Regions from separate parts of the Mus musculus genome. Here region 2 is linked to region 1. A link is a contact called in ENCODE Hi-C or POLR2A ChIA-PET data. All regions are on one chromosome and are shown on one strand. The core of a region is the stretch at or near the end of the contact, and the rest is flanking DNA. Distances in the headings are between cores, read along the strand shown. Region 1 has its middle 20 kb from the start of A330032P22Rik. Region 2 holds the start of Plekhg1 (pleckstrin homology domain containing, family G (with RhoGef domain) member 1).

Region 1 (5,345 bases), core at 2,005-4,504:
ATTTTACAGCCTGTTTATATTGGAGGCTTAGCCAGGGAGTGGCACCGCTTTAAGTTAGATTTCTGTGCTGAGCTGTGTGTGTGTGTGTGTGTGTGTGTGTGTGTGTGTGTGTGTACTATGGGAATGGGATTAGTGCATTTTGTTTGAACATTTCTCCTGACAGAATTCTTACAGCCATACTTTGGTGTGATCTTTTAAAGGGGGTGATTTGTGGACCACCAGAATTAACTTGTTACACCAGGCTGGGCTCATGGAAAACATAGATTTGTGTGTAACTCCTTATAGGTCTCTAGAGATGGACTCTAGGCTGTTGTTTTGAGTACAAACACTCTAGAGCCCCAACTATATGCCAAAAAGGAAAAAAGATGATAAGAAAATATTGGGATTAGTCATAGCTGTAGTTTCAGTATCCTGTGGCTGGACTGCGTTTAATTAGGATCATAATCTCCTTAAAAGATGCCAGCTATGTTCCTTCCCTCTCCCTCCCATTCAAGAACATGCTTTTGCTAGAAATCATTAGTGTATAAGGCTACTTTCCTAATTTGCTTTTGCTGCTAGGGAGCTCAGCTTCTAAACTGGTCTTTTTCGCTGGTAATTGCTTTGGTATTTCTGTCAATTTTTCATGTTTTATCCTTCTTTGTGACTTTATCTTCTTTCCTGATATCTTTTTCCTTCTGTAGTTTAATTTAAAATTTGTTGTCCCATCTGCATTTTGGTAGGCTATGTCCAACACCTTTGCTTGGAACAAGATAGGAAGATATTCATATCTTTTGAATTGTTTTCAGAAGATATTATTAAATGAAATAAAGCCCACTTGCTATCAATATTATAAAGCATAGCATTAAGGCTGAGGAAGCATATCAAATAGTGTGTTGGGGATTTATGGTGGCAGAGCAGCTCATTTATCTCCTCATCTCAGACCAGAGAGACAGACAGCAGGGACTCAAGTAAAGCAAAAGCTCTTGTGAGTCCCAGCGATGACCTCATGGGGTTTTGGTGTGTGTAAGTGCACATGGATGCCTGCGAGTGTATCCAGCTATCCACCTGTGGTAGGTACCAGAATTTGTGGGGAGGGGTGTAGAGGTCAGAGGACAACCTCATGGGATGTTGATTTACGGTATGTGTACAGCAGGATCTCTCACAAGCCTAGAACTCACTAAGTAGGCTAAGGTCACTGGCTCATCAGCAAGTGAGCCCCAGAGATCTGCCTGTCTCTAGCTCTCCAGTGCTTTATTACAAGCCTGGGCTATCTTCTGCCTTCTTTATTTTTTTCACGTGGGTACTGAACTTAGGTCTTTATGTTTACAAAGTAAACACTTGACTCACTGAAGTTTCCACAGCCCCTGTTATTTGGTATTTCTAACTGATGATATTACATACACAGGGGCATGTGCACACAGGTGCATGTGTGTGCACACACACACACATGCACACATATACAGACACATGCAGAGAACTAAAGGGAGAGTAATTATGAACTGAATATTTTATGTCTAATCTAAAAATCTTCATGTTAAAGACCTACTCTCCCATGTGATTGTATTTGGTGACAGGGTCTTTGCTATAATAATAAAGGTTAGATGATGTCACAAGGATGGAGACCTGTGACTGGATAACATTAATGCCCTTAGACGTCACAGAAGAGTCCTGTTTTCTGTCTTCACCCTCTGAGGGCACAGTGAGAAAGCAGATGTCTGCAGGAAGAAGGCCCTTAAAGGGCCAACCACACTGGACCCCACTGAGAAAATTAATTTCTATTGCTTCATAGACATATCCTGGAAATAAAATAATTTTTAAAATTCAGGATTCATGTCTCTGAACTTTACCTTCATCTTTTGACAAAAGAAACAAGCAGTTACTAAAGGAAAGCTTCTTTTTGCAGTGGGCATCAATCAACACAGAGATTAATAGCTGATCAAAAATGCAGGGGACAAGAGACTGTGAGTGTCTAGATGTCTAGATCAACTCCAACCCCAGGCAGGGCACAGGGGACATTACAGAAGAGTGGGGTGGGAAGAACATAAGAGCTGGAAGATGGGGAGAAGAGAATGTCATCTTCTGACCCTGACAGAGACCCTGTTCTTAAGAACACACAGGAGCTGTGGTTACTCATGTAAGGGCTGCACTAGATCAAGTTAGTCCAGCAGAATGCGGGAGGGCTCGTTCCCCCTCCTAGCTAAGGAGCTATTAAATGTTGATGGCTGCTGTTGAAGAGAGAGGCATTTTTCTTTCCTGTGAGGATGTGACCACTGGTAGGTTGCCCATGCTTCAATAGATGCCCCACCCATGCACACAAGAACAGCACTAGTTGGGCTTTTGGGGTTATTCAAAAATATAGAAGATGAGAGTTGGTATGGGGACATGTTGGGCGGGCCTGGGGAGATTTGGAGAGAGTGGGTGGGAGGGGTGGACATGATACAAATACATCATTCACATAAAATTCTCAAATAAGGAATAAAAATAATGTGAAGATGTATATGAAAACATTTTCTCCCCCTGAACTTGATTATGGTTATAATGGACAAAATTATGTATTTGCTAAAAGAGAGAGTTGAAGCCTAGTAAGAGGTAACTGGGTCTTAGGGGCTCTGCCCTCGTGAGTGCATTGGTGCTATGTTGTGGAAATAGATCAGGGCTTGCGAAAATGGCTTAGCTCTCGTGAGAGCAGTTATGAAATGGGGCCACCCTACATGCCTGTCCCTTGTGCATGTGGTCATTTCCCTTGGCACTTCTCCATCACATTGTGTCAAAACCAGACCATTTGCCAGGGTATCAGAATCACATTTTGGGGACTCTCGATTCATCAGAATCAGGAACCAAGTAAAGTTCCTTTTTTTCTATAAGTTGCTAAACCTTAGACATTTTGAAATAGCAATATGAAGTGGATCAAGATGCATATATGGACGGTGTTGAAAACCATTAAAGAAGGCAATAAAAAAAAAAGACCCAGGTGCCTGAGGGGGTGAATTAATGAAGTCCTGAAAAGATGAATGAGAAGTCAGAAGGCTAGGGCACTCTCTTAAGAGTATCAAGTGTCTACACAGAATCTCAAGCCCTGAAGGCATTTGAGATAGGTTAACAGCTGGAACACCATCCTCTAAGATGGTTACTTGCCTAGAATAGGCAGTGTATCCTCCCTCTGGCCCTGGAGATTTCTGGGACACTGCAGGGTTTTCTGGCATGGGCTCCTCTGTTTCCTGGCTACAGTTGGGTTCTGGGCCATCTTTTGTTTCATTCAGTTTCAAATGAGAGGATCTTTTGGATGCTGGCTCTGAACTGGGAAATGGAAACTATTTGTGCTGCCATGAGGGAAGTGTTCTGCATCTGGCAGGGACCCTGGGCTGGAAGCAGCATAAAGAGAATGTTAGGAAACCACCAAGCAGCCCGCACTCTCGGTGAGCTTTCATTGTTAGTATTCCAGTTCCTGGGAGGATGTCTAAAGCTTTTCCTGGTTTATCGCCTTGAAGATTAAAAGGAAAGCAAAAAAAAGCCCACAATACTTTATACAGCTCAAGTTCCTCACCACAAGTACCCCAGTAAGAAAGTCTGTATATGTGCGTCTGTGAACCGTTCAAGATGGTGTGGGTGATAAACATTCGTGTTGGGGCGCTTTTTCCATTCCCTCACTGATCTGGCTCAGCCTCGCAGCAGCAGACAAAGTTCATTCTGTCCTTTAGAAGTGCCTGCTGGACTTTCGAGGGTTTTCTCCCAGCCGCCCCCCACCCCCACCCCCCAAGCTTGCTTGAGCTTGTTTAGCTTGTTGCTTCGGAGAATGAAACACTCTTTTACTGGCATTTGGCATAATGTAAGGCATATCTATTGGATCCTCATTCTTTTACATAGGAAATAGAAAGGGGTAGTCTTTAATAAAATAGAGCCACCAATCCCACTCCACCAACCTCAGCTTCCCAGTACATTGTCAAGTTCAGTCTAAAGCCTCTGAGATGCTGCTGGGACAGTTTTCCAAAGGAAAGGCTCCCATATTCTGCCTCTCCCGTCCTTCCTCGGTCTCCTCTCTGTTGCCTCCAGTGAGCTGTGATCTGATACAGCCTAAAAGACTCCCAGGGACATGATGTGAGCCCAGAAGTCAGCCTCCTGCATGCACAGACAGTACTCATTACTTTAGAAAGTTCCAGCTCCCACTGAATTGAAATCTGTTTGATGCTTATTACACACAGTCCTTGAAGCATTTGGAGAGGACCAGGGTGTCTTCATGTGCCAAACGGAATATCTTCAGATGTCCTTCACTGGTCATGATTACCAACACAGATTAAAGCAGATCTGCCCCTCCCTCCCTTCTCTCTCTCTTTTTTTCCCTCTTTCCACAAATATTTCTGCATCTAAGTGCCAGAAATTGTGCTAGAGACATTTTCCCTCCATTGTACAGCACAGTGACTTGACTATTAAAGGCAAATACAAAATTTATGCAGCTTTCTTTTGGTTGGAACATGAGGTTGCTATGAGTCCCTCAATGGTAGCCTTAAACTTTCAAAACCTCCTGCTTCAGCCTCTCAAGTGCTGGTCTTATAAGCCTATGCACTCAGTACATCAAATATTGGTTCTTCCATCCTCCTTGGCTGTGGAGTCCTTTCAATCTTCCTAAGCATGCTGAGCACAGATTTTTTTCAATCACGATAGAGAATACACTGAGTCTTTGTAGTTATGGCAGTAATGTAGGCAGCCTGCCTGGCACATCCCTTGGGCTGAGCAGAAACTCGATGGGCCCGCCAGGCCATGCTATTATTAACCCAAATAAGAGCATGGGATGGTTTTGGTCATCAAAGAGCAGCAGCTGCAGATCCACGATCCAAGAGCCTGTTCAGCCAGCATGATGTCTATGCTGTCATTGAAGTTATTGATAAAAACATTGACCAGGATGTAGGCTGGATAAGAGCCCTGTGACCCTATCCAAGGACACCAACCCGTTGTATCCTTATTCTGTTACTAAGCATTTTCTATGCCAGGGCCATTGAGTTGGTTATAAATAGAACTGTGCTCTTTTTTGCTATATGATTTCTCCAGATGGGAGTTTGGAGAGTTTTTGTCAATTCCCCTACTGAAATCCAGGTATCTGCCTCTAGCATTCCTCTGATCAAGTCATTAAAAGAGCCTCTGTCCTTCCCGAGTGCTGTCATTCAGAATGAAATCCCCTCCCCTCTCAAAGAAGATGAACAAGTCGCATTAATCTGCCCTCGAGTCTTAGTGACCCAACAGACTCCTTTCTGACTCAGGCGGGAGCGAGAGAGTTGTTGGAGAAGCAGAGAAGGGTGCTTGATAGAAAAGTTAGAGGTGTGCAGCTGCACGTGGGTAAGCAACACAGGCCATTGAACAAGCTCAGAAATGAA
Region 2 (5,840 bases), core at 2,612-5,111, 43 kb before region 1:
AGGTTGAAAAGATACTCAGACCCCAACATGAGAGCTAGCATTGCACAGAAGCCCTGGTCACTGCAAGGGACACACCTGAAGCTGCAGCATTTAGGTTCCCTAGAGATAAGCCGTTCAGTGATGAAGCAGGGCCCATTGCCAGATCAGCAGGCATGCCTATCATCCTCGCTGAGGCGGTCCATTGCTAACTACATAGTCAGCCAGATTCTAATCACGTGGGGCTCCCTCATCTGTCAGTGAGTTCTACTTGGCACAGCTGCCCATGACTCTGAATGGCCCAATGGATCGGACTCAACTTTTCATTTCATCAAGAGAGATTGATCCAGGAGGTTTGGAGTGAAACATGAGCATCTCAGATGCCTGCTACACATCACAGAGAGACTGTCAAAAAGAAAAAAGTTGTCTTGGTTTGTTTGTTTGTTTGTTTGTTTGTTTGTTTTTCTGTCTGTGCCTGAATATGCTAATGCTTTGCATTAAAATCACATTTTTCTTATGTCAAAAGATTATTATTTCTCTCCCTTAAAGAGTGGTGTGGTTACACTCACTTGTAAGGCCAGCTAAAGTGGGAGAATTGTGAGTTCAAGGCCAGTCTGGGCTCCATAATAAGATCTTGCTTGCCGGGTGTGGTGGTGCATGCCTTTAATTCCAGCACTTGGGAGGCAGAAGCAGGCAGATTTCTGAGTTTGAGGCCAGCCTGGTCTACAGAGTGAGTTCCAGGACAGCCAGGGCTATACAAAGAAACCCTGTCTCGAAAAACAAACAAACAAACAAACAAACAAACAAAACAAAACAAAAAGACCTTGCTTAAGAAAATTGAGGGGGAAAAAACCCAAAGAAACAAATAAATAGTTTATAATTATGAAAATGTGTCCCTATACAACTATCACTCTGAGGCAGTAGTAGAGGACAGGTCTCAGTCACAGCTGAGTTCAATCACAGTTCTGCCAATGGAGCCGGTCCAACAAAATCCCCGCCCCCCAGGGGTCAGCTTATCAGCAAGTCTCATCCTCAAAGCACACCACATGTGTGGAACATTTAATATGGATTACTCCACTCAATCCTCAGCCCAGCTCTGAAGTTTAGGGGCATTCTTTCTGAAATAGATGCAGGAAGTGGTGGGGGGAGGGGAAGGAAGAAGGAAAGATAAGAAAAGCCAAATAATGTTTGTTTGGTTACTTGTTTGCAAATAATTGTTACTTTCCTTAGTCATAAAATGATCCATGTCAGCTCAGAGCCTTAGCAGGGTCCCGGTCTGCAAACTCATGGGGCACAGACAGGAGCATCAAATTCAAGGCTAATCCTAGAACGTGTGCTCCCAATCACTCTAAATCTCCAAGACTCAGAGGCTGGCCCACATCATCCAAGAGCCAACCAAGTTTGAAGAGCCTGGAGATCTAATCATGTCTGCAGCAGGATTACAAGGTGACAATTGTTTCAAAGACCCTACTACCAGCAGTAAAAAGAAGAAAGCGCCACACAAAGAGGATTGCAGCACCCAGGCTATAGATCAGATACTGTTGTTAGTTTACTAAAGGCTCCAAAGACTGCAGCTACTCAGTTATTTTTCCATCTTTTTTTCAAGTCAGAATACAAATTAGTAAAGTTGAATTAAATCACAAAAAGAAATCATAACCACAAGTGAGCAGAGTAAAATACTACTGGTTGTCTTTGGTTTTGAAAAAATGAGAGTGGCAATTTCTATGGGTTACAGTGTGACTGTTTAACCCATTTGAATGATAGCTGTAATCTCCCATGGAAAGTTTAAAAGGTATATATGTATAAATGAATATATGTATATATTATATAATATATTACACATATTTTGTTATTATATATTATAACATATTTTTGTATTTAATATATTTATACAATATACCAATATATTTACATGTATTTTATATTATATTTACATTATAGTATAGATTTATATTTTATATACTATAGTATTTATGTTATATAGAATATATTAATATATATTAACAATCATCTATACTAAAGGCATTGAGGAAAGTGGAATCACAGGGGAAGGACAGGCGCAGACAAATTTTATCAAAGAAAGGCAGATTTGGGCACCAGTTTGACTACCAAACAGCTGTTCCCGTTCTCTCTCTGTTTTATCCCTTTGCAAAAGGCTTTGGGGGGAATCTGTCATGCAAGGGAAATGGAAGGAAGGTCACACAAGGATTACTGGTGGGGTCCCACTTGCGGAGGAAGCCAGGGAGGTCAGTGAACTCTGGAAAAGAAAGTTTCTTCCTGGTCGGTTTTAACGGCTTAGACGGGGTGCAATTCCAAGAGACAAAAAGCTAAGTCAGGAATCAGGAAGCCAGACTCAAAGATGTTAAAGGGTCAAACACTAGCCCATCACTTTTGTATAGAAGTGTTAACTACTGTAGAATAAATAAATACCCTGGACTGAAAGGGGTAAAACCAATTAAAACTATGTGGTTCATATACACTGCTTTAACAGTGAGGAAGTACAAGCTACCAGGATTGCTTTTCCTCACGTCCCACACAGTGTAAGGCTAAAGTTGAGAGGTTTTAGATCTCTGACACGATAGACTTGGATACACTTTAAAAACAAAACAAAACAAAAAAAAAAAACAAAAAAAACATCAGTTTAACAACAACAACAAAAACCAAAACTCATCTATTCTTTGAAAGTATGCGAACTCCAGAAACTGAGAATTCAAACAGGCTGACCACAGGTTTTAACGCAATCTAAGCCTGGAATTCAATTAAACGTTAAATCTGACCCAGACTTAAGGCATCCTACTGGTTTTGTATCCAATGTGTATTCAGTTTGTATCCAGAGTGCCCCTAATCCCCAAAACAACCCTCCCGAGGTGACTGGGTTTCCTGAGAAGATAAAATCGCTGTCAAAATAGGTGCAGTAAGCTCTGGCCACCTGAAGGTGGTACAAAGAGAGCGCCAAGAGCCGCCAGAGCTTAATGAAATTCCAGGGTTGCACACACAGTCAGCTTTACACATACCAACTTCATACAACACATCCAAGCAATCAGCTACATCATTGTTTCTCAGGAACATTGTGAAACTGAGGAAGCCAACCACCCTCTCCTCACTGGGCGTCCTGGACTGTAGAGCTCTGAGACTCCATGGGGGACACAAAGAGGGGGTCTGCTCTAGCAGTCACCCCGGGGCCTGCTGCCCGCCCCCCAACAACCTTTTCCTCTGGCCAACAGTCCACACAGTCGTAGCCAGCTAGGTATTACCGTGTGTCCGGGTGACGGATGGGGCACAGCTTCTAGACTCCCGGGTCACTCCTATAAAGCGCTGACTTGCTGATTTGGGGGCGCCCACGCGAGTTTCTGCCCCACGCAGGACTGCTCCTAGCTGGAGCACACAGCACTCCCCGCCATCGCGCCCGCACCGCTGTTGGGGTGTTGTCCAGACTGTCCTATTTGGGGATAGTTCCGCTTGACTTGGGGGCGCGGGTGGCACACGGCGCGCTTGAGCAAACTTCGCGGAGCTGCAAACTGCAACCCGGGTGGCTGCAGCAAGGGGCGGGAGCGCCGGGCTAGCAGGTCCTGCCTGAGTCGACCCCATCAGTCGACTGCCAACGACCCCATCAGTCCCCTCCCAGGAGCAGCGCTCAGAGACACCCCCCGCCCCGCCCCCCCCCCCCCCCCCCCCCCCCCCCCCCGCCCAGGGCCAGGCACTGCGATCCCGCTCTTCCCACCTGCAGATTCGGGGCGCGTGGCCGAGGTCCCCGGCTTCCCTTGTCTGGTCCCTGGAATAGTCTCGGCGGAGCTTACGGGAGAGGGGCGGCTCCCGAGCGCTGGCTCCGCGGTGCGCTGCGCTCCAGCGCCGGCTCCGGCGGCCCCGAGCCCTGCAGCTCGCCTGGCTCCACTTCCTCTTTCCCACTCTGCTCCCGGCGTGTCCCGCCCCGCCCCGCTCCTCGGTCCGCTGCAGCGGGTTGCGGTCCCCGCCCGCCTCCACGGGGCCCTGCGGGAGGAAAGAGGCAGAGAGGAGGAGGCAGCTCAGAAAGAGATTAAGCTTGCTCTCTGGAGCTTTGCCAAAGACAGCAGTCAAATTACAGCCTCTGGGGGGAAAGTTTTTGTCTCTTTTCTTTTTTCTTTTCTTTTCTTTTCTTTTCTTTTCTTTTCTTTTCTTTTCTTTTCTCTTCTCTTCTCTTCTCTTCTCTTCTCTTCTCTTCTCTTCTTTTTTCTCTTCTCTTCTCTTCTCTTCTCTTCTCTTCTCTTCTCTTTCCTTTTCTTCTCTTTTCTCCTTTTCTTCTCTTTCCGTTTTCCTTTCCCTCTTTTTCTTTTTGTTTTTCTTTTCTCTCTTCTCTCTTCTTTAAAAAAAAAAAAAAACTCCCTGCTACTGTGTTAACAGCCACATCGCTTTCTTTTTTCTTCTCTTCTCTGGGCTGTTGGGGTACAGCTAAGCCTTGGACATGGCCACTTCCCAGAGTGTTCTGAAATCGGATCCAACACCGTTTCTTTGCATCCAAACTCGAATTTCACACTGTAGCTTATGATGTCACAACACTAGGAAATGGGAGAAGGGTGCTTACTGGGTTCAGGCATCAGCACCCCCACCACCCCAGTGAACATACTGGATGACCTTTGATTAGAGAAAGCAAAAGTGGAAAAGGAGGCAGAGACCTTTGCGACAGCCAGATGTTTAAAGGCACCCATAAGGTAGGACAATAAAAAATAGGACCTCTATCACAGGTGCCTTTTTGGTGACATTCTTGGTAGCACTTGGCACCTTTCAAACAGGTGTGTCAGATATGCCTGTGTTTCACCAGGCGTAGTAAGACACAGCCACGCACTCTGCTTGATTCTAAGAACTTCATCTCCCTGTAGTACACCACATATTATAAAGTTTTATGGTACTGGGTGAGAGGGTTTTTTGTTTTTTGCTTGTTTTGCTTTTTTAATAAACAAACAATTCACCTTTCAATGTGTCCACATTCTGAGTAGCATAATGAACTCTGGCCGTCCTGCCTGCTTCCCCCTGGTATGCAAGTCATTCTTTTGTCCAACATATAGTTACTACTGCTGTGATGAAACACCATAACTAAAAGCCAAGAGGGCAGGGAAACCCTTGGCTTTCACGTCCACATCACTATTCAACATTGGAGGAAGTCAAGGCAGGAACTCAAGCGGGGCAGAAACCTGGAGTCACCTGCTAATGCAGAGGCCATGGAGGACTGCTTACTAGCTTGCTCAATCTGCTTTCTTACAGCACCCAGGACCACCAGGCCAGGAGTGACCCTCCCATGATGGGCTAGGCCCTCCTGCATGGATCACTAATGAAGAAAATGCCCTACAGGCTTGCCTAAAGCTGTATCCTGTGGAGGCATTTTCTCAGTTGAGACTCCCTCCTCTCCTATGACTCTAGCTTATGTTAAATTGATATAAAACAAGCCAGCACAAATATACTGTATACACTACAACTCACTAGTAGCTGTCTCACTCTTCAGATCAATTGCCGTGGTATCACAGTGCTTGTGTTTCAGTGATCCCTACTTTACTTATTGATGGTCCTGATGTCCAAGTGTCCAAGAGTAAGGATACATAGGCCTTTTATTTCACTGTATTGTTAGAACAGTTAATTGAATATATATATATATATATATATATTGTTTTTCGAAACAGGGTTTCTCTGTGTATCCCTGGCTATCCTGGAGCTCACTCTGTAGAACAGGCTGAACTTGAACTCAGAAATCCTCCTGCCTCTGCCTCCCAAGTGCTGGGATTAAAGGCATGCGCCACCACTGCCCAGCTAATATATATATATATATATATATATATATATATATATATATATATAACAATTAATCTTATTAATGGCCCTCACTATTTTCTTAATAT

The links. A loop is a pair of places that touch in the nucleus more often than their neighbours do. ChIA-PET counts read pairs that join two places held with the same protein, here RNA polymerase II (POLR2A).
Region 2: a map of heart shows a loop between it and region 1 (6-fold over the local background). The contact joins the promoter of Plekhg1 here to the enhancer-like site in region 1. A Hi-C loop is called at or near these places in 6 of 37 maps with a recorded cell type or tissue (heart and left cerebral cortex). POLR2A ChIA-PET finds 5 or more read pairs at or near these places in 1 of 5 experiments (embryonic stem cell).

What each region holds. Positions count from the first base shown.
Region 1 is chr10:3,695,077-3,700,421 of GRCm38, reverse strand. No RefSeq gene overlaps it. Among named protein-coding and RNA genes, the nearest start is that of A330032P22Rik, 20 kb to the left of the region's middle. Within about 2 kb of position 3,254, at least 2 of the 3 ENCODE cell types and tissues checked have a DNase peak (open chromatin) inside an H3K27ac peak, as active enhancers do; they include heart, where a contact is called at or near this core.
Region 2 is chr10:3,738,398-3,744,237 of GRCm38, reverse strand. Plekhg1 (pleckstrin homology domain containing, family G (with RhoGef domain) member 1) reads right to left here and starts at 3,861. Exons shown (of 17, transcript NM_001159942.1): 1 at 3,698-3,861. All of the region lies in intron 1 of Gm30164 (a long non-coding RNA gene), which reads left to right.